Regions from separate parts of the Mus musculus genome. Here regions 2 and 3 are each linked to region 1. A link is a loop called in an ENCODE intact Hi-C map of the cell type or tissue named here. Cell type or tissue: heart. All regions are shown on one strand.

Region 1 (8,000 bases):
TACCTGCTTACTGTGTAAGCTTCGGCATGTAAAAGGCATACCATGTAGATGTTAGTTTTCTTGCCAGCCCCAAGTTCCAAGGCCTTGGTAAGGACAATTAGCTCTGCTTTCCGTGCCAACATGCCAGGGGGTAGACGTTCTGCCCAGATGACATTTGTGCCATCCACGACACCAGCACCCACTCATATCTGACCTTCATGGAGAAAACTGTTCCTGTCTGTAAACCAGGCAGCCTCAGCTCCCAGCAGGGGTTGGTTGGAGAGGTCTTTCCTCCACCCATGGGCTCTCCTTTTGGGCCAGTTAGTTGTGGCTCATCAGGCAGGAAGTGTATCTGGGCCCCCATCTTAGAGAGTAAGTTTAACCCCAACAGAGGGTAGGAACAGTCTAGGATGACCATAAATGAATGGGATGCCCGGCCCATCCCTAGGTACACTGTTCTTTGGGTAGCCCATGAATACATTTTGGTGACGGTGGCTCCTTGAATCCAAGATTTTTTTCCTTGGAAACAGGGCCATTATCTTGGAGGACCAAGTGTTGAGCCCCTGTGTTCACCAAGAATTGAGTGGGTTTCCCCTCCACTCTCAGAGTTACCCTGGGTTTGGGGAGGGTGTCTGAACCCCGTCTCCCCTAATCAGTGTCTTCACCCAGAGTTAACACCTTTGCTGTTTTGGGGCACATTTTTCAAAGACCTCAGATTTCCTGTTCCCAGGTTCCATTTTTTGGGGCACTCTCGGGCCCAGTGGTCTCTCTCCTTGCAATATGTTCACTAGTCCTTTTCTGTTGGGGTCCAGCCTTGACACAGGATCAGAGATCTCAACTGGAAGCAGGGCTATCTGGAAGGCGCATAATAAATATATACAGACTACTTTTTGGGTTCAAGCTGACAGGCAATTTTTCATGGCTTAAAGTTTCTGTATCTTCTCTCTCATTCGCTGCTCTCTTTCTCTCTCACTCATTCACTCGCAGCTTGAGGCTGCACACACTCTGCTTTCTCTTGTGCTCTCTGCTTTTCTCCTATGCACTTCTCTTTTCTTGAACTCTCATGCTCATACACACCTCTGTGTGTTCCCCTTTCACTCTCACATACACTCTTCTCACACACACACACACACACACACACACACACACACACACACACCCCACATGCACTCTCCTTTCACTCACACACACACACTCTCCAAACACACCTCACATTCTCTCCTCACTCACTCTCCACATTCCCTCCTCACTCACTCTTCACATTCTCTCCTCACTCACTGTTCACATTCTCTTCTCATGCTCGCTCGCCTTTTTCTTGCTCAGTCTTTTATTGATACTCCAAAAGCAGGTAGAAAAAGACATTGTATAATCATTGCCAAATCAAATTCAAAAGAATAACCATGTCCCACAAAGAATCAAGAATTACAGTTGTTCCCCAAAGTTTCAAGCTTCCCTATTTCCAGGTCTATAGCCAAAATAATAATAATTGCAAAGTTATCATTATTTAAATTTTAACTTATACTTCAGAGCTCAGAGCTCTGAGGCCAGTTCCTTGCATTTTCTTGTGAAGTTCTAATGATAAACGACATAGGTAAAGCTGCCAGGCAGTGGCCAGAAGGAATCAAGTTAACCCTTAACTCAGTAGTTCTGCTAGCTTTCTGCTTCTGCACATTACATACAATGGCTCTCCTAAGAGTCTCAGTGTTTTAACTTAGTTTTACTAATATAAGACTTTACATATCCTATACTTGCTTATCCAGAAACCACTCTCAAATGTTGTGCAAAACTTATTTCATGACTTCAATAGTTTTTTTTTTCTTTCTTGGGGTCCCAATGTTGGCTCTATTTAATTTTCTAATATTTCTTTAAACTTTCTTTGCAAAGCAAGCATTAATCTGCAACTACCATTCTGCAGTTATTACGTTGTTTCCAAGATGAGAACACGCAACATACACCTGGGCCATTAGGACTGTGCTGTGCTGTTTCCCTATGCCTCAATTTTTTAATTGTTTAAGAACCATTACATCAAGGAACATCTAGTTTCACAGAATTCACCAAAGAAGAAGTAGAGAGAAGTACAAAAGTCAGATAGACTAGAATAATTATGCACACCAAGGCCAACTGAAAAGCATTCATGTACAGATGAAGTCTATACAGCCGTTGTCCAGGGCTAAGGTTAGGAAAAATGGGAACAACTGTTTTTTACAAAGAGCTGCTGAGGGCTACTGAGATGTCTCCATCCCGGCTTACTGCAGGCAGTCCCTGTCATTGTATGCTGTCCCCAGCAGTTTTCAAGGGGCTTTCTGTCTCTGGTTGGTGTCTCTCTTTTCTGCTTTCCATGGGACAGGAGGCCTTTGATCCTGTAAAGGTTTAATGCCACAGCACAGGGAGCTGCTGAAGCAGAGGGGCGGGAGAGGATAGGTGGGTGGGGGAGCAAAAAAACAAAACAAAACACTTATTTACAGTCTGAACTTTACTGCTGGATTTCTAAACAAGAGTAAGTAACAATTGTATGTTAAAGTAACTTCAGTCCAAAAGACTCAACTCAAATCTACACCTTGTGCTACTCAGTATTCTCTGAAGAGGAGATAGAAAGAATGTATATTATGAAAAGGGATCTGTTAGATTGGTTTAAACCATATGGGGTATGTAGTCTAACCATGGTGTTATGCTCAGTTCTTGGGAACCCCAGAAGAAGAATTGTCAATCCAATGTAACATAACAAAGAGAGCCTTTATTCGAGTCAGACCCGGATCTCAAACTTTTCCCACTGCCTAGGTTAGGAATGTACTGCTGGAATCCATGGGATTGGAGTTTTTATACTCGCATATGCATAAGCAGGGATCCTCCGGCTTTGGGGTTATGTGTCAGGGAAGGTGACAGACAAGGGGAAGCCATCCTTCAAACCTGATATTGTTTGTTCAGACATCGGTGTGTGTGTGTGTGTGTGTGTGTGTGTGTGTGTGTGTGTGTGTGTGTGTGTTTGTGTGTGCAGAATCGTGTAGTTGGAAGGGGGACTCTTCTGACCAGGGAAGTAACTTTATGGTGTTATCAGGAACTAGTGTGTTTTTACAAACTGGTCACAGCTGTCTGGGAACAACTGCCCTTCTCTCATGGCCCAAGAGAGGGCCACTTATCTTTTCAAGGTTGTTTGGTCCTTGTTTCCCTCGAGGACAGGAGCCATCTGTATAAAAAAAAAAAAAAAAAAAAAAGTGTTAGTTATTTCTCAAGGAGAGTGCCTGCCTCAGAGAGTGTCTGACACAGAGGCTGGGATGTGTGGCCATTTGTCTGTTCCTAAACCCTGCATCTGCCGCTCTGGGTGGGTGGGTGGTGGTGGTGGTAGGGGGAAGGGAGTGCCACCGTGAAAAGGGGAATTGCAATATTCTGATGCCAGGCTGGGCTCTCTGAAAGGCGGGGTGGGGGTGGGGGCGGTAATCTACGCTGGGAAATGGGGAAGGGGAGGGAATTCATGAGGCTAGGAGCTTCCCAGTCTGGCACTAAAAGCCAGACTAAAGGATTCGACGTGAGCTTTTGGCGCATTAGTACATAGTGATACTGAAGAAGCTGGTTCGGGACGTCAGTGAGGGACAGCAGGAGAAGCAACAGGGTGGTGCACTAAGCAGCAGGAAGCTAATTAAGGTGCACAGACAAAAGCAGCACGGAGTTCTCCTTGCTCTTCCTGTACTATCTGAGCTTTGCGCGGAAGTGAAAGCTGCCGCCCACGCCGGGGGAAGACCTTCTTTCCTGGAAATACCCTCCAAGCCAAACCTACAGGTGTGTGTCTAAGTTGACAATCATTAAACTCCCATGCTTTAGCATCTTAACAGCTTGAAAAAGATAATATAGGTAAAATTTTAAAGCTTTATTCTTAAGTGAAATTGCTAAATGGAATGTGTGCCTGTTAGATAGTAAACAATTCTCATGCTTTGGAATAACTTGAAATGCCGCGTTGACTCTTTTTCAGTGTTCCTATCCCAGCAAAGGCTAAAATGTACTGGCATTTGATTGCTAAGACAAAGGATTCCAAGAATGCAATCTATAGCCTGTCCAGCAGATGGCACTGCGTTTCTCCTACGAGTTAAAATGGATCCGTTGGCCTTAGAAATTGCACATTTGCAATTTCTGTCTTGTGTCTCATACAGTACCCCTCTTTCTGTACTTTGTTCAAGCATATATTCTAGAAAAAGAGGAAAACAAAAGGTAGTATAAGACTGTATCACGGAGACACTTGAAAAGAATGAGTCATTAGAGCTGGATTCCCTGCTTTCTGCCAAAAGATCACCCTTATGCAGCCTACTTAATTGGAATTATTTTCAATATGACAAACTCTGGCTGGCCTTAGTGCATCACGACAGTCTATTCCCTGCCCAATTCACCTAAACAAACTTTGAACACCACACACAAAGACAACCTGCTTTGTATTTCACAAAGAAGACACATAATGGACTGACTACCCTAACACACACATCTTCACCTCTTTGAACTCGTCCCTAGAGGTTGCAACAGTACAGAACTTTGACTTGGTCAGCTTATTTCCTGCAGCTTTGGAGTCTGTGACATCCAAGATCTGAGCACATTGCAAGTTCAGTGTGAGGTGGCTGCCTGTTCCACACATGAGCTGCCTTCTTTCTGTTTCCTCATGGGACACAGCATACAGGCTAGCAAACTACTTCTGTCCCTTTAATAAAGGCTGTCATCAATTCCTGAGCACCCCTCATCAACATCTCCTTAAGACTCTTCCTCTCAAAACTAATGCACTGGGCTTAGACTCCAACACAAACATCCCAGAGACACAAACACTCAAACCATAGCCATCATCTCCTCCAGGGACCCCCTGACACTTCTCTTTTCTCTCCACAGCACTATTGTTTAAAAAGAAACCCATCACCAAGTCATTTCTCAGAACATTTTTACTGTCATTTCCATCATCTAAAACTGACTTCACTTTTCTTCCCCTGCCAACTACTTCCATATTCTATCCTTTTTGCAACAAAAGTCCACTGACCATGGGCTAATCCCTTAATGGGTCCATAGATATTGACATTGGAGGTGAAGAAAAGTCAGAAATTGGGGGACCTCCTCTCAGGGCTGGCCGGCGGGGGACCCTGTGGGAGAGAGGGAATTGTAGAAGGCGAAGGAATTAAGGACATCTGGCAAGCATGGCCCATGGAAGCGACTAAGCAGGGCTCACAGAGATTTAACTGGCAAGCACAGAGCCCAGCTAGGTCTACGCTAGGTCATGTGCATATGTTATGGCTGTTCCCTTGGCACTGTTATGAAACTCCTAACAGTGGGAGTAGGAGTATCTCAGACTTGGGACCCCTTACCTCCTAGTTGGTTGCTTTGCCCAGTCTTGACATGAGGATTCGTGCTTAGTTTTATTTTATCTTGTTTTGCCCTATTCGGTTTACATTCATGGGATGCCTGCTCCTTTCTGGAGGGAAACCGAGGAGGAGTGGATCTGAGTGTGTGTGTGGGGGGGGGGGGGTCACTGAGAAGAGTAGACAGAGGGTAAACTGCAGTCAGGATGTATATTTCCACGAACTTCCACAAGGATGAAAACACACCTCTGAAGCTCTCAGCTGAAATACATCCTTTATACTAAGGTTATCCTCAGTCTACATTTTGAAATCCCATTCTATATTCAGCTAACAGATACCATTATTAATTAGCTGAATTTCACATAGACGATGGCTTCCTTTGGTTTTGATCCCTTTTTCTTTGGTTGGTTTTCTGTGACATTACAGATTTTTGGCTCCACTCCCATCCTACTGCTTTCTGCTTCTCGGTTGCATTTGTTTGTTTGTTTTGTTTCCTCCACCAGTATTTTAGCCTTTCAATATCACAGCTGCAATGGCATTTTGGATATTATATTGCACTCAAATTTACATCACCAGCCCAGATATCCTTGCTAAATTCTTAGCTTGTGTAATTACCTAGAAAATACTGATACTTCTTCGAATAATAGATATTTTAAACCTAACAAAGAAAAACTGAACTAATAAACATTATGTGTAGTCTTATTTATCCATTGTCCTCTCTAACTCGGTTGATGGTAATTTCATCTTTATAGAAGTTAAAAATGAAAACCTCGAGTTGGTGAGTTCTAGTTCCAGGTATGATGGAGTAATCCTATTTGGTGACAGTTCTTCCTCCTGACTGTATATCTGTGTGGGGCATGAGGATATGCATATTCATATGTGTGTTCCCCTGTGGGCACCTGTGTGAAAGCCAGAGGTCAGTGTTGGGTGTTTTCCTCTAGTGCTCTCCACCTTATTTTGTTATTTAACCCATAGCTTCACCAATTTGGCTAGACTTGGGTCCTCATTCTGGGTGGTAGGCATTTCTATCCACTGAGCCATATCTCCTCTATGCCATCACTCTAACTTTTAATAATAGCTAAATACCCTAGACAAAAATCTGTAAAGTAGATATCAGGAGATTCTTTTATTTTTAATTAGATATTTTCTTTATTTAAATTTCAAATGTTATCCCGAAAGTTCTCTATACCTCCCCCCCCCAACCCCCGCCCTGCTCCCGTACCCACCCACTCCCACTTCTTGGACCTGGCATTCCCCTGTACTGGGGCATATAAAGTTTGCAAGACCAAGGAGCCTCTCTTCCCAATGATGGTCCACTAGGCCATCTTCTGCTACATATGCAGCTAGAGACACGAGCTCTGGGGGTACTGGTTAGTTCATATTGGTGTTCTACCTATAGGGTTGTGGACCCCTTCAGCTCCTTGAGTACTTTCTCTAGCTCCTCCATTGGGGGCCCTGTGCTCCATCCAACAGATGACTGAGCATCCACTTCTGTATATATCAGGAGATTCTAACAGGTAGTAAAATAAGGCAAATTAGGTAGGGATTTTAAGATTCTGAAAATCTTTTTTTTAATTGGTTCTTTTATTTATTTGCATTTCAAATGTTATCCCTCTTATCGGTTTCCCCTCCACAAATCCCCTATCCCACTCCATTCCTTCCTGCTTCTATGAGTTGCTTGTCTTAGTCAGGGTTTCTATTCCTGCACAAAACATCATGACCAAGAAGCAAACTGGGGAGGAAAGGGTTTATTCAGCTTATAATTCCCACATTGCTGTTCATCACCAAAGGAAGTCAGGACTAAAACTAAGGTCAGGAAGCAGGAGCTGATGCAGAGGCCATGGAAGGATGTTTCTTAGTTACTTGCTTCCTCTGGCTTGCTCAGCTTGCTTTCTTATAGAACTCAAGACTTCCAGCCCAGAGATGGTACCAACCACAAGAGACCCTTTCCCTTGATCACTAATTGAGAAAATGCCTTACAGCTGGATCTCATGGAGGCATTTCCTCAACTGAAGCTCCTATCTCTGTGATAACTCCAGCTGTGTCAAGTTGACACAAAACCAGCCACCCACCCACTCCTGCTTCACTGCCCTAGCATTCCCCTATGCTGGGGCATTGAGCCTCCACAGGACCAAGGGCCTCCCCTCCCATTGATGCCAGATAAGGCAATACTCTGCTACATATACAGCTGGAGCCATGCATCCCTCCACATGTACTTTTTGGTTGATTTTAGTCCCTGGGAACACTGGGGGGTCTGCTTGGTTGATATTGTTCTTCTTCCTGTTGGGTTGCAAACCCCTTCAGTACCTTCAGTCCTTCCCCTAACTCCTCCATTGGGGTTCCCAGGCTCAGTCCAATGGTTGGCTGCCAACATCTGCATCTGTATTGGTCAGGCTCTGGCAGAGCATCTCAGGGGACAGCTATACCAGGTTCCTGTCAACAAGTGCTTCTTGGCTTCATCAATAGTGTCTGGGTTTGGTGTCTGCAGATGGGATGGATGCAGTCTCTGGGTGGAAGTTAGTTATTTTGTTTTTCATTTCTATCCTCTAGCCCATGACTGGCAAACCCAAGGATAAGGAAATAGTCATAAAAATAAAAGCAAGAAACCCTTAGGAAAGACTGTTCTTTCTAGCCAGGACCAAAAGAGGGGAGCTGAGCATATGGGAGTAGTTCTGGGCAGTAGATAGGTTATTTCACACA
Region 2 (8,000 bases), 140 kb after region 1:
GGTTTTTGTCTTTGAGTTTGTTTATATAATGGATTACATTGATGGATTTTCGTATATTAAACCATCCCTGCATCCCTGGAATAAATCCTACTTGGTCAGGATGGATGATTGCTTTAATATGTTCTTGGATTCGGTTAGCGAGAATTTTATTGAGGATTTTTGCATCGATATTCATAAGAGAGATTATTCTGAAGTTCTCTATCTTTGTTGGGTCTTTCTGTGGTTTAGGTATCAGAGTAATAGTAGCTTCATAAAATGAGTTGGGTAGAGTACCTTCTACTTCTATTTTGTGAAATAGTTTGTGCAGAACTGGAATTAGATCTTCTTTGAAGGTCTCATAGAACTCTGCACTAAACCCGTCTGGTCCTGGGCTTTTTTTGGCTGGGAGACTATTAATAACTGCTTCTATTTCTTTAGGTGATATGGGACTGTTTAGATGGTCAACTTGATCCTGATTCAACTTTGGTACCTGGTATCTGTCCAGAAATTTGTCCATTTCGTCCAGGTTTTCCAGTTTTGTTGAGTATAGCCTTTTGTAGAAGGATCTGATGGTGTTTTGGATTTCTTCAGGATCTGTTGTTATGTCTCCCTTTTCATTTCTGATTTTGTTAATTAGGATTTTGTCCCTGTGCCCTTTAGTGAGTCTAGCTAAGGGTTTATCTATCTTGTTGATTTTCTCAAAGAACCAACTCCTCGTTTGGTTAATTCTTTGAATAGTTCTTCTTGTTTCCACTTGGTTGATTTCACCCCTGAGTTTGATTATTTCCTGCCGTCTACTCCTCTTGGGTGAATTTGCTTCCTTTTTTTCTAGAGCTTTTAGATGTGTTGTCAAGCTGCTAGTATGTGCTCTCTCCCGTTTCTTCTTGGAGGCACTCAGAGCTATGAGTTTCCCTCTTAGAAATGCTTTCATTGTGTCCCATTGGTTTGGGTACGTTGTGGCTTCATTTTCATTAAACTCTAAAAAGTCTTTAATTTCTTTCTTTATTCCTTCCTTGACCAAGGTATCATTGAGAAGAGTGTTGTTCAGTTTCCACGTGAATGTTGGCTTTCCGTTATTTATGTTGTTATTGAAGATCAGTCTTAGGCCATGGTGGTCTGATAGGATACATGGGACAATTTCAATATTTTTGTATCTTTTGAGGCCTGTTTTGTGACAATTATATGGTCAATTTTGGAGAAGGTCCCGTGAGGTGCTGAGAAGAAGGTATATCCTTTTGTTTTAGGATAAAATGTTCTGTAGATATCTGTCAGGTCCATTTGTTTCATAACTTCTGTTAGTTTCACTGTGTCCCTGTTTAGTTTCTGTTTCCACGATCTGTCCATTGATGAAAGTGGTGTGTTGAAGTCTCCCACTATTATTGTGTGAGGTGCAACGTGTGCTTTGAGCTTTACTAAGGTGTCTTTAATGAATGTGGCTGCCCTTGCATTTGGAGCGTAGATATTCAGAATTGTGAGTTCCTCTTGGAGGATTTTACCTTTGATGAGTATGAAGTGTCCCTCCTTGTCTTTTTTGATAACTTTGGATTGGAAGTCGATTTTATCCGATATTAAAATGGCTACTCCAGCTTGTTTCTTCAGACCATTTGCTTGGAAAATTGTTTTCCAGCCTTTCACTCTGAGGTAGTGTCTGTCTTTTTCCCTGAGATGGGTTTCCTGTAAGCAGCAGAATGTTGGGTCCTGTTTGTGTAGCCAGTCTGTTAGTCTATGTCTTTTTATTGGGGAGTTGAAACCATTGATATTAAGAGATATTAAGGAAAAGTAATTGTTGCTTCCTGTTATTTTTGTTGTTAAAGTTGGCATTCTGTTCTTGTGGCTGTCTTCTTTTAGTTTTGTTGAGGGATTATCTTCTTGTTTTTTCTAGGGCGTGGTTCCCGTCCTTGTATTGGTTTTTTTCTGTTATTATCCTTTGAAGGGCTGGATTCGTGGAGAGATAATGGGTGAATTTAGTTTTGTCGTGGAATACTTTGGTTTCTCCATCTATGGTAATTGAGAGTGTGGCTGGGTATAGTAGCCTGGGCTGGAATTTGTGTTCTCTTAGTATCTGTATAACATCTGTCCAGGCTCTTCTGGCTTTCATAGTCTCTGGTGAAAAATCTGGTGTAATTCTGATAGGCTTGCCTTTATATGTTACTTGACCTTTTTCCCTTACTGCTTTTAGTATTCTATCTTTATTTAGTGCATTTGATGTTCTGATTATTATGTGTCGGGAGGAATTTCTTTTCTGGTCCAGTCTATTTGGAGTTCTGTAGGCTTCTTGTATGTTCATGGGCATCTCTTTCTTTAGATTTGGGAAGTTTTCTTCAATAATTTTGTTGAAGATGTTTGCTGGTCCTTTGAGTTGAAAATCTTCATTCTCATCCACTCCTATTATGCGTAGGTTTGGTCTTCTCATTGTGTCCTGGATTTCCTGGATGTTTTGAGTTAGGATCCTTTTGCATTTTCCATTTTCTTTGACTGTTGTGTCGATGTTCTCTATGGAATCTTCTGCACCTGAGATTCTCTCTTCCATTTCTTGTATTCTGTTGCTGATGCTCAAATCTATGGTTCCAGATTTCTTTCCTAGGGTTTCTATCTCCAGCGTTGCCTCACTTTGGGTTTTCTTTATTGTGTCTACTTCCCTTTTTAGGTCTAGTATGGTTTTGTTCATTTCTATCACCTGTTTGGATGTGTTTTCCTGTTTTTCTATAAGGACTTCTACCTGTTTGGTTGTGTTTTCCTGTTTTTCTTTAAGGACTTGTAACTCTTTAGCAGTGTTCTCCTGTATTTCCTTAAGTGAGTTATTAAATTCCTTCTTTATGTCCTCTACCATCATCATGAGAAATGCTTTTAAATCCAGGTCTACCTTTTCAGGTGTGTTAGGATGTCCTGGACTGGGCGAAGTGGGAGTGCTGGGTTCTGATGATGGTGAGTGGTCTTGGTTCCTGTTAGTAGGATTCTTACGTTTACCTTTCGCCATCTGGCAATCTCTGGAGTTAGTTGTTATAGTTGTCTTTGTTTAGAGATTGTTCCTCTGTTGCTTTTGTTACCCTCTATCAGCAGACGTGGGAGACTAGCTCTCTCCTCTGAGTTTCAGTGGTCAGAGCAGTCTCTGCAGGCAAGCTCTCCTCTTTCAGGGAAGGTGCACAGTTATCTGGTGTTTGCACCTCCTCCTGGCTGAAGATGAAGGCCCAAAACAGGATCTTTCCCAGAAGCTGTGTTGCTTTGGCCAGGAAGGTGGTCGGTTGTCTGGAGCCAAAGGTGGCGCCACCTCAGAAGCTCTGTGGCTCTCTCCAGGAAGGTGGTCGGTTGTCTCTACCCAATTCTTTCTATGAAACCACAGTTACACTTGTACCTAAACCACAAAAAGACCCAACAAAGAAAGAACACTACAGACCAGTTTCCCTTATGAATATCAATGCAAAAATACTCAATAAAATTCTCCCAAGTTGAATCCAAGAACACATCAAATGATCATCCTCCATGATCAAGTAGGATTCATCCTAGGGCTGCACAAATGGTTCAGTATATGAAAATCCATCCATGTAATCCACTATAAAAACAAACTCAAAGAAAAAGATCATCTCATTAGATGCAGAAAAAGCCAGTGACAAAATACAACACCCATTCATGTTGAAGGTATTGGAGAAAGAAGGAATTGAGGGCGCATACCTAAATATAATAAAAGCAATAAAAAGCAAACCAATAGCCAACATCAAACTAAATGGGGAGAAATTCAAAGCAATCCCATTAAAATCAGGAACTAGACAAGGCTGCCCACTCTCTCCTTACCTATTAAATATTGTCCTCAAATTCTAGCCAGAGCAATTAGACAACAAAAAGAGATCAAAGGGACACAAATTGGAAGGGAGGAAGTCAAGATAACACTATTTGCAGATGATATGATAGTATACATAAGGGACCCACAAAATTCACCCAGAGAACTCCTACAGCTGATAAACAACTTCAGCAAAGTGACTGGATATAAAATTAACTCAAGCAAATCAGTAGCCTTCCTCTACTCAAAGGATAAGAAGGTTGAGAAAGAAATTAGGGAAACAACACCCTTCACAATAGACACAAATAATATAAAATATTTTGGTGTGACTCTAACCAAGCAAGTGAAAGATGTAAATGACAAGACCTTCAAATTCCTGAAGAAAGAAATCAAAGAAGAATTCTGAAGATGGAAAGATCTCCCATGCTCATGGATTGGCAGGATTAAAATAGTAAAAATGGCTATCTTATCAAAAGCAATCTACAGATTCAATGCAATCCCCATCAAAATTCCAACTCAGTTCTTCACAGAGTTAGAAAGAGCTGATGTGATCCCTGGTGGTAGCCTAGGCCAGGACCCCACATGGCCTCATGTAGCATCACCTACTACTCACATGAGGTTGGTCCTCACTATTCTTGAGTCTCCAGTTCTCTCTCTCTCTCTCTCTCTGTCTAATCACTGTGCCCATATCCTTCTGTTTCTCTTTCTCTTCCATTCTCCGTGACTTACTTTCTCCTCTTAGTGATGGTCTGGGTCGCTGAGTACTTGGAGTCATCTCAGAATTGGTCTCAGGTGTGCTATGCCCCACTCATGTACTGTGTAGGCGTCAACTCTGGCATGGTCTGAACATTCAGGCCTGCATGGCGCCAGACTAGTGGTGACCACAGTCTAGCTCTCTGTCTGGGAACCCTGGTGATAGACCGGTCTTTGATCTCAGGCTTACTTTTTTCCAGGGATTTTAGGCTACTAATCATTCAGATGTTCATAGGTCAGAACACTGAAAGTAGACATAGCATGTGTCCTCTCTGCCACCTACTGACACAAAAGTGACAAAGCAGCCAAACCTGAAATGAAATAATCCTTTTTTTTTTAATGTTCTAGTGATACTTTGTTAATTGAGTGAGAAATTATTCCTAATCAGGATTTGCACTAGCCATGCTTGAGTTCATGCTAGATAAGAGTTTATACTATGTGATAAGAAGAATGGACATGAAAAAGTTTATCCTAGGCTAAAATAATGTAATGCTGGACTTTCTTGGGCCCACTAGTGGTCTAAATAATGACATGAATACTTTTAATACAGTTTAAAGCTTAGGCCTTCTGCTACTGTTTAAACTTAACCTGACTGTTCTAGCCAACAACCCACCACATGGCTAGCTCTATACCTCCTGGCCCCTCTGAAGTCAGTATCAGTTCCCTTTCTTCCTTGCTTTCAAATTTCTTCCTTCAGCTTGCCTTCCCCTATGGTATACTCTTTGCCTGGAAATTTTATCTTCATATTTCCTGCCCCAGCTATCAGTCCTCAGCTCTTTCTTAGAACCAATCGGCAGTGAGACAACACTTGGTAAATCTTAAATAGCCTTTAGGCAACTGAGAAAGGACAAACATTTACAAAATTGAAAACCAGGTGATGGATCATAGAAATTACAATAGCAAATCCTACTGGCACTTAGCTCTCTGCCAGTATAGAACTAACAATTTAAAATACAGAGACACACCTTAACACCATGTTAAGAAGGACATCTCCAAAATAATAGCTGTGTTGGAATAATAGATTCAATATTGAAGGCCTCTCCCAAGCAGCCTAGAGTAGTGTTCCAATTTCATTGGCTATCATGATACATTTTAAGAGTTTGACAGCAAACTGGATTCACATTTTTTAATTTGAGAGGTAGGTTTGCATACCACTTTTGCATTTTGGACAGGTCATAGGATGTCATGATTCCTCATGGGGCAGTTGTGTTTCCTAGATATCAACACAGATGCCAAATATTAATTGGAACTGAAATGTGGATACTGTATGGAGCAATTGAGATGAGGTATAAGACACTCTGTATACAAGACATAAACAACTGGTAGATTTAACCCTTACAGTTATTTCAACAGAAAGCAAATATGTAAATTACCTTGTACGAGCTTTCACAGTCGAGGGAAAGGATGTGCAGGGAGCGGTCAGCACCAGTGCAGGGAGCTAACCCAAACTGTCCAACTCTTCAGTAACAGCCTTTCACCAAGGGCCTTCTCCAGACTGCCCAGCACCGCACTGTGTGTTAAGACACAGACCCACTGCCTGCCCATACCACAAGTAAGCACATCCATCCTCCCCAGGGACGGTTAATGGAGCAATCAGTGTCCAAGGGGCACTAACCAGGTCTAAAACTGCTCAGCACCAGGATGAGAAGGATCAATAGCTTTTTGCTTGCAAAGCCTGAAGTGGAAATTGCTTAGCTTAATTTTGCGACTAAATTCATCTTCAAAAGGTTTACAAAAAACGCTGGGGACTTAGCTCCATGGGTGGCAGCGTGAGAGAACCTTATAGGACCTACTGAACTGACCTGGAAGGAAGCACTGTAAATCACTAGAGGCGATATGCCGGTTCCTTGCTTCCTAGCTTCAGGTGGCAATCCCTCTGTCTTCCCTCCATTTGTCCCTGACTCAGTGCTGTCAGGAGCTCCTTGTTCTACTCTGACAACCTTTAAGCCATTTAGCCACCTAACCACCTAGCTGCCTGACCTATGGCTCACTGAACTAAGACAGAATCAGGTACCATTTTGCAGGTATAAAGAAGTATTTATCACTTGAGATTTCAATCAGTGAGAAGATACTAGAATATGTTTCCTGAGGTAAACACAAGCCTTAAAGAATGGTGTACAGCGTACAGAAGGACAGCAGCCTTATCCTCAGCATCTGGACTCGTAAGTTAACAGGCTGGTAGAGCCACAGACACATTTAAATGGAAAAATAAAGAAGCACTGCTTAGTAAGATACTGAGAGTGAAGACTAGCAGTTCCCAGGGAGACACAAGAGGACACAGACACCAAGGGGAGGATGCTCTAAAGTGCTTGCGAAGGCTGGAAGACCGACTCTGAAATGCCTCCAGGGAGTTCCAACAAGGCGAAGAGGTGACACCGGTTAGTGACTCAGATGGAAAAGGACACAGCTTTTTAAAATAACAGTTGTTCAAATATTTTATCCCTCTTTTTTTTGGGGGGGGGGGGCAAGGTTCATTATAAAAACTTTTCAGCCGCTGAAATGACTGATTTGCGACTCCTGTTGATGTTCTAAGATCTTAACTGTGCAAATAGTTTTCAAAATGTCGAAGGACAAAGCACACGCCTGCATCAGGAATTTAAACAAATGCAGAGGTCTGTACTGGATCACGAAGCCAGGGTTCAGAATGCTTTTTATCCTGAGTTATGCTCTGTTGTTTCCTAATTCTCTGCTGATGGATTACAGAAATCAGAAAATTTCTGGGACCCTGAGGCTTCACTTCTTCATTTCATTACTATTACATAAATAAATAAATAAATAAATAAATACTATGCAGCCACCCTGAACGTTAGTAACTAAGATGTCAGGAATAAAGTCTCAAGATCTAAGAATCAGCAAGGGACCTGAGGGATCAGAATGGGACACTAAAGCGCCCTGCTGTAACTGTTCACCTGTCCCTGTTGTTGAATGAGGCGCAGACTGGGCCCCACACTCAGGCTGACAGCACCACACACAATCCCTCATCCTCATGATTCCCAGTTTCTGTTCCAAGAACAGTTGGATAATCAGGTACGTTCTGCACGAGGTGGTGGAGTTCAATCAGAAGCTAATTCAAGCCATAAAGCCATATACCAGATCTCTTTATCTTTTTATATAGATCTGAGTTCACTAAGAACAACATTTTAAATCTCAGAGCAGCTGCGTACAGCACAGCCATGCAAAGTGAGACCACTATGGAGAAAGGAAAAACCCAGAGGACTGCAAGGGTTTAGACAGGAAGACAAGAGCTCGTCTTCTTAGGCACGAGGAGAGATGTTATCCGGCAACCATTATGGGATAGGTATTTAAAAGTCATCCTTCAAGTCGGGGGTAACACAGATGGCTGCAGCTCAAAATAAGAATACCACAGTTCAGAGGGATCACAGGAGTCGAGTAACGAGCCTTCTCCCCTAAGGCTGCCATGAGTCCAGCTCCATCAACTCCATCAGCTCCTGTGGACCAGGCACGAGGAAGGCTTCTCTATGCAACATGAGTT
Region 3 (8,000 bases), 280 kb after region 1:
CTGGCTCTGGATCCACCCTGCCACCATAGTGTCCTATCTTTGTAGTCCCATTCTTGTTCTTTAGCTATGTTCTTTCAGCTTATCCTAGAGCCAACCTTCTGAAGAGGAGAAACCCAAAGATCCTCATCTCAGGGACAGCATATGCCACAGACCTTTCCCTAGGTCCCTATCCAACCCACTCCTGACTCCTTCAGCTCCTGTCTTGCATGTTCTGGGAGTGTTTCCTGGGCATTTTCCCCATTCTCTGTAGACAGTACTAACTGGACCACTCTCTATGAAGGCACCATTGCACTCCACAAATAGTTTTCTTTTCATTTCACTTGGAACCAGTGCAATGCTAAATTTCCAGGACCCCAGCACAACATTAACTCTGGAAACAAGGACCTTTGTTCCTTTGATTCATAGCTGTTAATCTGGCCCCAGCACATAGGCAATATAAGCTAAATATTGGTTGAATTAATGGTCAGGTAATGTGGTGGCTGCTTTTTTGTTGCAGTAAGTGAAAAGTGACTTACGGGTTAGCCACAGAGGCCAGGGGTCTTAGTTGTAACTGCTGGGTAAACCTGTCTTTCATATCCTCTCTTGCTTCATCTGGCTTCTACCCACAGATTTCCTAGATACTTTTAGCCAGCTCAAAGTTAAAGTGTTGGAAATATGGTTCCTGTGATAACATGGACAGATGTTGGTTTCCTATATGGAGAATGTTCATGATTTATATGCAAATTCTAAACCATTTTACAAAAGGGACGTTGCCATCCTAGAGTTTGGTATCTGTGGAGTGCTTTGGAACCAATCCCCAAGGAAACTGAGGGCTAACTATATTTGGGGTTCAGATGATCTCTACTGGGGAGGGAGAGATTCCTGATGGCTTCTCAGCCACCATGTACAGTGACTTACCCAGGGTCAAAGCTACCTTGTTTGCAGAGAAAACTGTTAACAGCTTTTGAAGAAAAAGCTTTTCAATTTATTGCCGCCTTGGCTGTTTCAAGGACTCCATATTAAGAAGGAAAGCAAGTCCGCTGGCAGCCTTAAGAATGCACAAATTGTTGGCACAGGTCATGTCTCATGTGTTGTCTTCAGGCCCGGCATGACTCTCCCAGAGATGTAAGGAGAGATCACTGGCGCCATCCAAAAGCCTTTAATCCATAGCCTGTCAGACATCCCTCTTTCCTAGCCACCCAGGCAGAAGGCCCATGGAGGCATTTAGAGTGTTTTAGGGTTTTATACATTTGTTTGTTCCAAAGAATCGTATTGCCCATCAAGGACCTGATGAATTGCTTGTGCTTTTTCTCTTGGGTTAAAATATCATCTTTCCCTTGTCAGGTGGTTCTGTCTAGAAGTCAGCAGGGTGGTGTGGGGAGAAGTGTGCTGGAGACCGAGCACAACTTTGAGCATAGAGGGCAAGTGGAAACTCAAAGCTAAGGAGCAGAGTGGGAGGCAGAGGATAGAAAAAACAAAGAGGAAGAAACATTTGGGAAAGAGGGCCCTGATGGGACTGACCTAACAGGATTCTTGCTGAAGGAGGCCAAATGGCCCCACAGCTTTGAAGGCTTGGAAAGAGATGAGAAACAGAGGCAGGTATGAGGGTCGGATTCACTAAACAGGGCTTTTTGTTGACTTCTGTGAGAAATATCCAACTAGGACAAGAGACTGACTTGGTTTAGCAGAGGCTGTTATAGCTTAAGTACTTAATGCACACTGTAGAGGGCAGTGCCGTGCATTCAGACAGCTCCCATTGGATTTCCTGCTGCCCCCTCCTCCCTGGACATCTTGGTGACTCCTAGGTCACCATATTGCTGTGACCTGAACATATGCAGCACTTAATCCCCTGAGAGCAATTTTGAGTCTCCAGAATCTCCTTAAATCTCTCTCATCTTGTAAAGTGCAGCTAGAGGGACCATGTAGACACCAGAGTGTAATGCTGTGCAGACTCAAGAGTATAGCTGAGCACCTACTCTGCCTGGCCTGTGGACAAGGAGTAGCTTCTGCCCCGTAGGCAGGCAGGCAGGTCTGTGAGCCAAGAGGGCACATTCACTCTCATCATCAAGGCAGTAAGTGCCTTTCAAGGCTCTGTCCTCATTGCTCCTTTGCTGAGATTTGCTCCGGCAGTTTCTGGATCCTGTCAGCAGACATCTCGATATGTAGTACTGTTTTGCCTTTTCTCGTGAGCCTTCCATCCTCAGGTAGAACCTAAAAACATACATCTCTGAGCTAGGCATGCATGGTCAGTGTTGAACAGAGCAAGCAGGATTTTAAATTGCGTCTCGACAGCATGACAGTCTGGGTGAATTCTCAGTCTTGAACCAAGATCTTGCAGATCAGAAGTGAAATATCTGTGATAGTAATCCTGGGGACTTGGGAGTCTCTCTGAGTGTGTACTACATAGATCTGAGCCTTGGCTACACCTCAGAATCATTCCAGGAGCTTGAAAGTAGTAAGCTTTGTCCCCCCCACCCCCACATCAACTAAATCCAGCTGTGGCTGGTACTCAGGAATTGGTATTTTTAGGGCAGTAGAAATACAACTGTATAGCCCTAGACTGAACCGTTATGCAGACAGACCTAGTCAGATAGGAAGGGTTGGTGGTCTCACAAGAAATAGTTTATCCTACTCACCAGGACCACCTGCTTCCCATTATAAATTGATTTAACTGCTGATTCCTGCCATGGTGGAATTTTTATGAGTGTTCAGGTCCTCTGACTGAGTTCTTGGTTTAGAGGGACCAAGGCTGTTCTAAATCTGTCATCCTATCAGTCATCTAGAGGATCTTAGCTTGATCTTAGCTATATGTTGGAAGTCCCTCAGAGCCAGCTGTACAAATATGAACAAGTCTGGCCCACAGTTTACCAGCCTATCTAGGCAGAATTCTACCACTTATAATAGTCATCCATGTTGGAGAGCTTCCACTGAATATTCGTCACATTATTTGTGTGTAAGGTCTGTCTGTTGCACAAATAGAGTCCAGGATTGCAGTTCCCAGGGTTTTACATGCCTGACAAACAGTAAGACATGGATAGAAGCCGGTTCTTGGACACAGTCTTTTGAAGAAAAACTTGATATATGTGTACACACTCATAGTAAGTATCAGTGCTGAAGTACAGAATATAAGATGTGCTCAAAATGTTCTCATTTTCCTTAATAATTTAATTAAAATACAATTATATCATTTCCTTCCTTTCCCTTCCCTCAATCCTTCCTGTATCATCTTCCTCCAGTATTTCCCATTCCCCTTTACTCCCTTTTAAATTTATAGCCTCTTTTCCTTTGATTATGTTTATTGTTGTTATTATTATTAATTATTATTATTGTTGTTAAACATACAAACATTTAAATACATAAATACACTTTCTGAGTCCATTCCGTGTTGCTTATGTGTATATGATTTCAGAGCTGACTGATCACTTGGTATTGTGTAACTAATTAAGGGGCCCATCCCTGGGAAGACTAATTGTCCCTCTCTGAGTAGTTGTTAGTTACCTGTCGTTCTTTTTCTAGGTTTCAAGCCTTATTAACATGTTGTCACTGGATCTTGTTCAGCAGCCACACTGTTGCAGTACTATGGGTGTATCTTCTTGTCATTTCTTTGAGACACAGTCTCATCTCACAGCAGATTTCCTCTGGCTCTCAGAAGTCTGCCATCCTCTTGTCCATAATGTTCCCTGAGCCTTGGGTAGAGAAATTGTGCTGTAGATGTATGGTGAGGGTGAGCACTCCATGATCAGTTCTCTGTATTTTGGCCACTTGTGGTTTTCTGGGATAGATTCTGTCTGATGCAATGAGAAGCTCCTTTGACGAGGTATGAAAGTTAGAGGGTTTGTAAACCTTAAATTGTTGTAAGCCCATGTCAGTGCTTCTTCAAGGACGGGTTCTGAAGTCAGACCCACGGGATTCCAAGGAGCCCTACTAATAGTGCCAGGGTGTTTTTTCTCAAGTCTAACTCTTGGTTTCCTTCTAGGTCTATGGCTCTGGGTCTCAGACACGGGCATTCCAGTACGTAAGGTAAGGCTCCTGTCATTGTCCTTGGTTCTGAGTAGAAGGCAGCAGTAACTGTGTATTGTACTGTGTATTCTACATGCTGGTTACTTCCACAGCTCACCTGTGCACTAAGCCAATTTTAATATTTGATTGGGAACTTCTTGCTTCTCTGTTTAGAAGATAAAGTTGATTTTGATCCACTATTTCTGTGATTCCTGGCTAATCTTTTACTGCCACCTAGTGTTGCATAGATAAAAGTTATCCAGCACTGAGGGGAGCTTGAATAATTAATGCTGCAGGCCAATTAGTCACCCATCAAACCTGCAGGTTCAGATGTCTGACCAACTTTTGAAAACATAGCTCTTTATCATGGAGAAGTCTTTAAGAATATAAGGTAAGAGTGTCTTAATGGTGATCCTGTCTTGAAGCTGAGGCAGGCTCATATTCCTTAATACTTTTGCTTGATGACTTTTATTGTTGTCTTTGGAATTCTACCTAGAATTTTGTTGGTCAGCACAGTTGGTAATGATATCCACTTACCACACTGAAGCACCTTCCACATTTACATAGCTGTTACGAACTCCATGGAGATTTCCAAATCCTTGGTCATTGTAAAACCTAGTTCTGTATTTTAACACATGTACTTTTGCTCTTAAATGCAAATACCTCAAATGTATGTTGGCCAGGAAATGCCACCCCAGGTGTCTTAGAGCCTTCCCAGGGTACTGTAGAGTAAGGTGTTAGCTATCAGTGCAGGTCTGAGCAACTTCCAGCCTCAGCCTGAGCGACCATGTCTCATTAGATAAGGAGCATAATAGAAGTCACTTAGAAAAATGGAAATCCTGCTTTATTTTTTTCTCGAAAGTTAAAATAACTAGAGTAGACATTTCTCTGTGCGCACCTTTAATCCCAGCGCTCAGGAGACAGAAGCAGGCGAATTTCTGAGTTTGAGGCCAGCCTGGTCTACAAAGTGAGTTCCAGGACAGCCAGGGCTATACAGAGAAACCCTGTCTCGAAAAACCAAAAAAAAAAAAAAAAAAAAAAAAAAGTACGCAAACTCTTAAATGAGATACAGAAGAAGCTGTTAATAAATGCATACCACAGTCAGTGTTCATTTCCTGAAGTGAAAGTTAGCTGATCATGTGTTGCCCAATAGGTTAGCTTATTCCAAGAGACAGTTTCACAGGGAGAAATTGTCTATCCCTCCCTCAGGACAGTTTCTGTTTTAGAGGGCAAAGCTTGGACTGTGTGCTTGGAGAAATCTACTGGGGCTCATTTCTGTAGCTGTGTATTGAACCATCTCTTCATAATAATAATAACAATGTGTTTTCATCCCATCCCCCTTCACCCACCCCTCAGTCATGCACTTCCAAGGAGATCTTAATGTCTTCAAGTACAGAGATTCAACCTTGAACTCAGGGCCTCAGACTTTCTCATCTTCTCCCACCATAAGACTGGATGTAATGCACGGGGCGGACACTGGGTAGAACCCTGTCTCCTTCCTGGTTTCAGTGGCCTCTCATACAAAATTAAGTGGCCTCAGATACATTTGGTGGGGGAAAAAGGTAGATGATTAAAATACTTTAAGAATTCAGCAATGCCTATGCTGGGTACCATCCCAGCTGGAACAAAACACCTGGCACCAGGCCTCATGGCCACAGCTCACACACCTAGTAGCTGTGATCTGCATGGTCACCTCCTATACCTACCTGATACCTTGGAAAGAGGATGTAAGTAGTTTCCCTCTTCATAGATGTGAACTCTTTCAGCAGAGCCTTTTTCTGCAATGCTGCCATTGTCTTGGTATCTGAGATCACCGGGATGTAGGCACATTGTAGGTCAGTTTCCTGATGAACACTGTTTAGTAGAGAACTGACCAAAGTTTGGCTATTTTTGACATATCCCCTACCCTTTTAAAAAACTGATTTTTTTTTTTTAAACTTCCCAGTAAAAGAGTACAGTGTTCAATCTGTAGTTACTGTCCTTGGTTAATTGTCCCCAGAGCCACAATTGCCTCAGCAGCACTACAGGGACCTAAGGCCTACATGGTCACCTGCATTCGCATCTGGCATGACATGTCTGATACTTTCATAGCTGGGTTGTGTCCTCATTCACATAACAAAGGCATGTTATATATTTCTTAAAAGTCACTTTGTCAAAATGACACTTTTAAGAGCTTCAGGCTGAATGAGTATGACTTACACAATTTTGACTTTAAAAGTTGCCAACCTGTTACATACAAGGTGCATGGCCCTCCCTCCTCTCCCAAAGAGGGTGACTGCTTAAGAAACAGCCATCTTCTAACGCCACGTGACCCTACCCTATTAACATTAAGAGGCATTTCGGGTGCTACTGAATGGCAGCTTTTAATGTCTCCTTACAGACACACAGAAGAATGTGCCGTGGGTTCAATGACTACGCCATGGTGATGAAGTGACTTTTTGCCAGTTTCTCTTTTAAAAAAAAAATCACTAAAGGTCAATGGTGGTTTGCGTTTGCACTTGATCTGTGAGAACAGAACATTAAGCATATTCATATAAAACTTCCATGGTTGAAAACTGAAAAGCAGAAGTAACCTTACTAAGTGACACATAAGAAAAAAAAAAGTTTTTTCCAATTAAAAGAAAAACAAAACAATCTTGGGTTTTCTTTTGGAAGCCCATCCTGAGCCATAGTGGCCTTCGCCTGTGGTAAAGCTGGAGGAAGAGGGAGAGGTTTCCAAGTGGACTTCATTCAGAACCGTTGCTGCCGGGCATGGGCGTAGAGCAAGCGCTCACATTCCCAATGAGGTGTCATTTTTACGAAGTAACTTTTCTTTAACAGAGCTACACTTTAACGCTTCTGAAACTAAGAACCAAACCTTGGTAAGCGGAAGTTTGCTTACTTCTCTTCACCCTCATGGCTCAGCCGATCACAACTCATCTGAAACATCCCGATGCCCTGACAGCTTCCTAGGCTGTGTGAAGGGCGGGCTGCTGGCGGTGGGGGGAGGGGCAGCAGCTTTGATTGATTTCAGTGCTCAGTTTGTTTGGCTGTCGCTGTGATTTGCCAGTATGGAGTTTGCATACTGAAGTCCATTCATTTCTGTGAAGCTTATTTTATAAAACAATCACAACTTTTGTTTCGGTGAATTAATGTGGGTTCATGTTAAACATGAGGTTTCATCGAGACCCTACAAATGCCATCTTGGGGGTATATATACTACATTAGCTTACTTTTGTTGGTCATTGATTGTTTTCAGAAATGTACAGAAAGGGTAGATTTAACCTATTACCATCCTCCCTGTGTCCACCACCCCACCACACCCACTAAGAGCAAATCCCAGTGTTACAGGACTCATTCCATCCATGAACATGCTAGCATTACAGGCACCATCTTAATTTACAGGCTTTTATTTCCACATTCAGTTTTCCATTTGGGTTTTGTTTTGTCTGGGAAGGGTTGGTCCATGCCCTCAGCACTCCCGCACTCTGGTGGGCAGGGCCTGACCTAACTCTCCTTTTTGTCCCCAGTGATCTGGTGAATGGCCTGGTAGCACTGATGAACAGCAATGTCAGCAGTCCTGTCAACTTGGTAAGTACCATTTTGCTTCTGCTTTGCAGTTGCTGGAGGGTCTTTTGTGATGGACTGTCCTTGCACATGACTAGCTTGTGTAGGGCATTTGCTAAATACTCAAGTGAAACAAAGCAGAGTAAGAGACTGAGAGGAGAGAATTGTGAGGCATTCATGAGCAGTGTATGAACTTCCTCTGCCTGGTAAGGCTTATGGTAAAAGTCCTGTTCATTGTTTATGCCTACAGGTTCTCTGTACATCATGTTCTCTTATTCTTTTTAGGAAGCTTTTGTACAGGAACATTTAGGAACTGTATCTGCTTAGAAATTTGCCTTCCCTCAAATCACAAAATTGCAAGGAGCCTCCCAAAGCCCCTTCTCCATGTCTCCCTCCATCACTTTGCTCTGCCCCTTTGCCTTTCTTTGTGTCTACAATTAAGCCTGGGCCTTCCTGAAACTTTGATCCCTGGTTCC

What was found. Peaks named below come from ENCODE experiments on the same cell type or tissue, not always from the same donor. Only the 100,000 strongest peaks of a DNase experiment are listed, where the experiment ranks them.
Region 2: it touches region 1 in a loop (11-fold over the local background); 16 of 42 quality-filtered maps call a loop at or near these places.
Region 3: it touches region 1 in a loop (7-fold over the local background); 18 of 42 quality-filtered maps call a loop at or near these places.

What each region holds. Positions count from the first base shown.
Region 1 is chr1:44,038,019-44,046,018 of GRCm38, reverse strand. It overlaps a transcript of Mettl21c not described here. Among named protein-coding and RNA genes, the nearest start is that of Mettl21c, 22 kb to the right of the region's middle. In heart, a CTCF peak has its summit at 4,018 (motif pointing right); no DNase peak of the experiment used is centred here; H3K4me3 peaks cover 943 bases; H3K27ac peaks cover 845 bases.
Region 2 is chr1:43,899,761-43,907,760 of GRCm38, reverse strand. It overlaps the pseudogene Gm8241 and the pseudogene Gm26352. Among named protein-coding and RNA genes, the nearest start is that of Tpp2, 30 kb to the left of the region's middle. In heart, a CTCF peak has its summit at 4,791 (motif pointing left); no DNase peak of the experiment used is centred here; H3K27me3 peaks cover 768 bases.
Region 3 is chr1:43,756,520-43,764,519 of GRCm38, reverse strand. It overlaps Uxs1 (UDP-glucuronate decarboxylase 1), which reads left to right. Exons shown (of 15, transcript NM_026430.4): 11 at 3,956-3,999; 12 at 7,488-7,548. Among named protein-coding and RNA genes, the nearest start is that of Ecrg4, 30 kb to the right of the region's middle. In heart, CTCF peaks have their summits at 1,703 and 4,216 (motif pointing left); no DNase peak of the experiment used is centred here.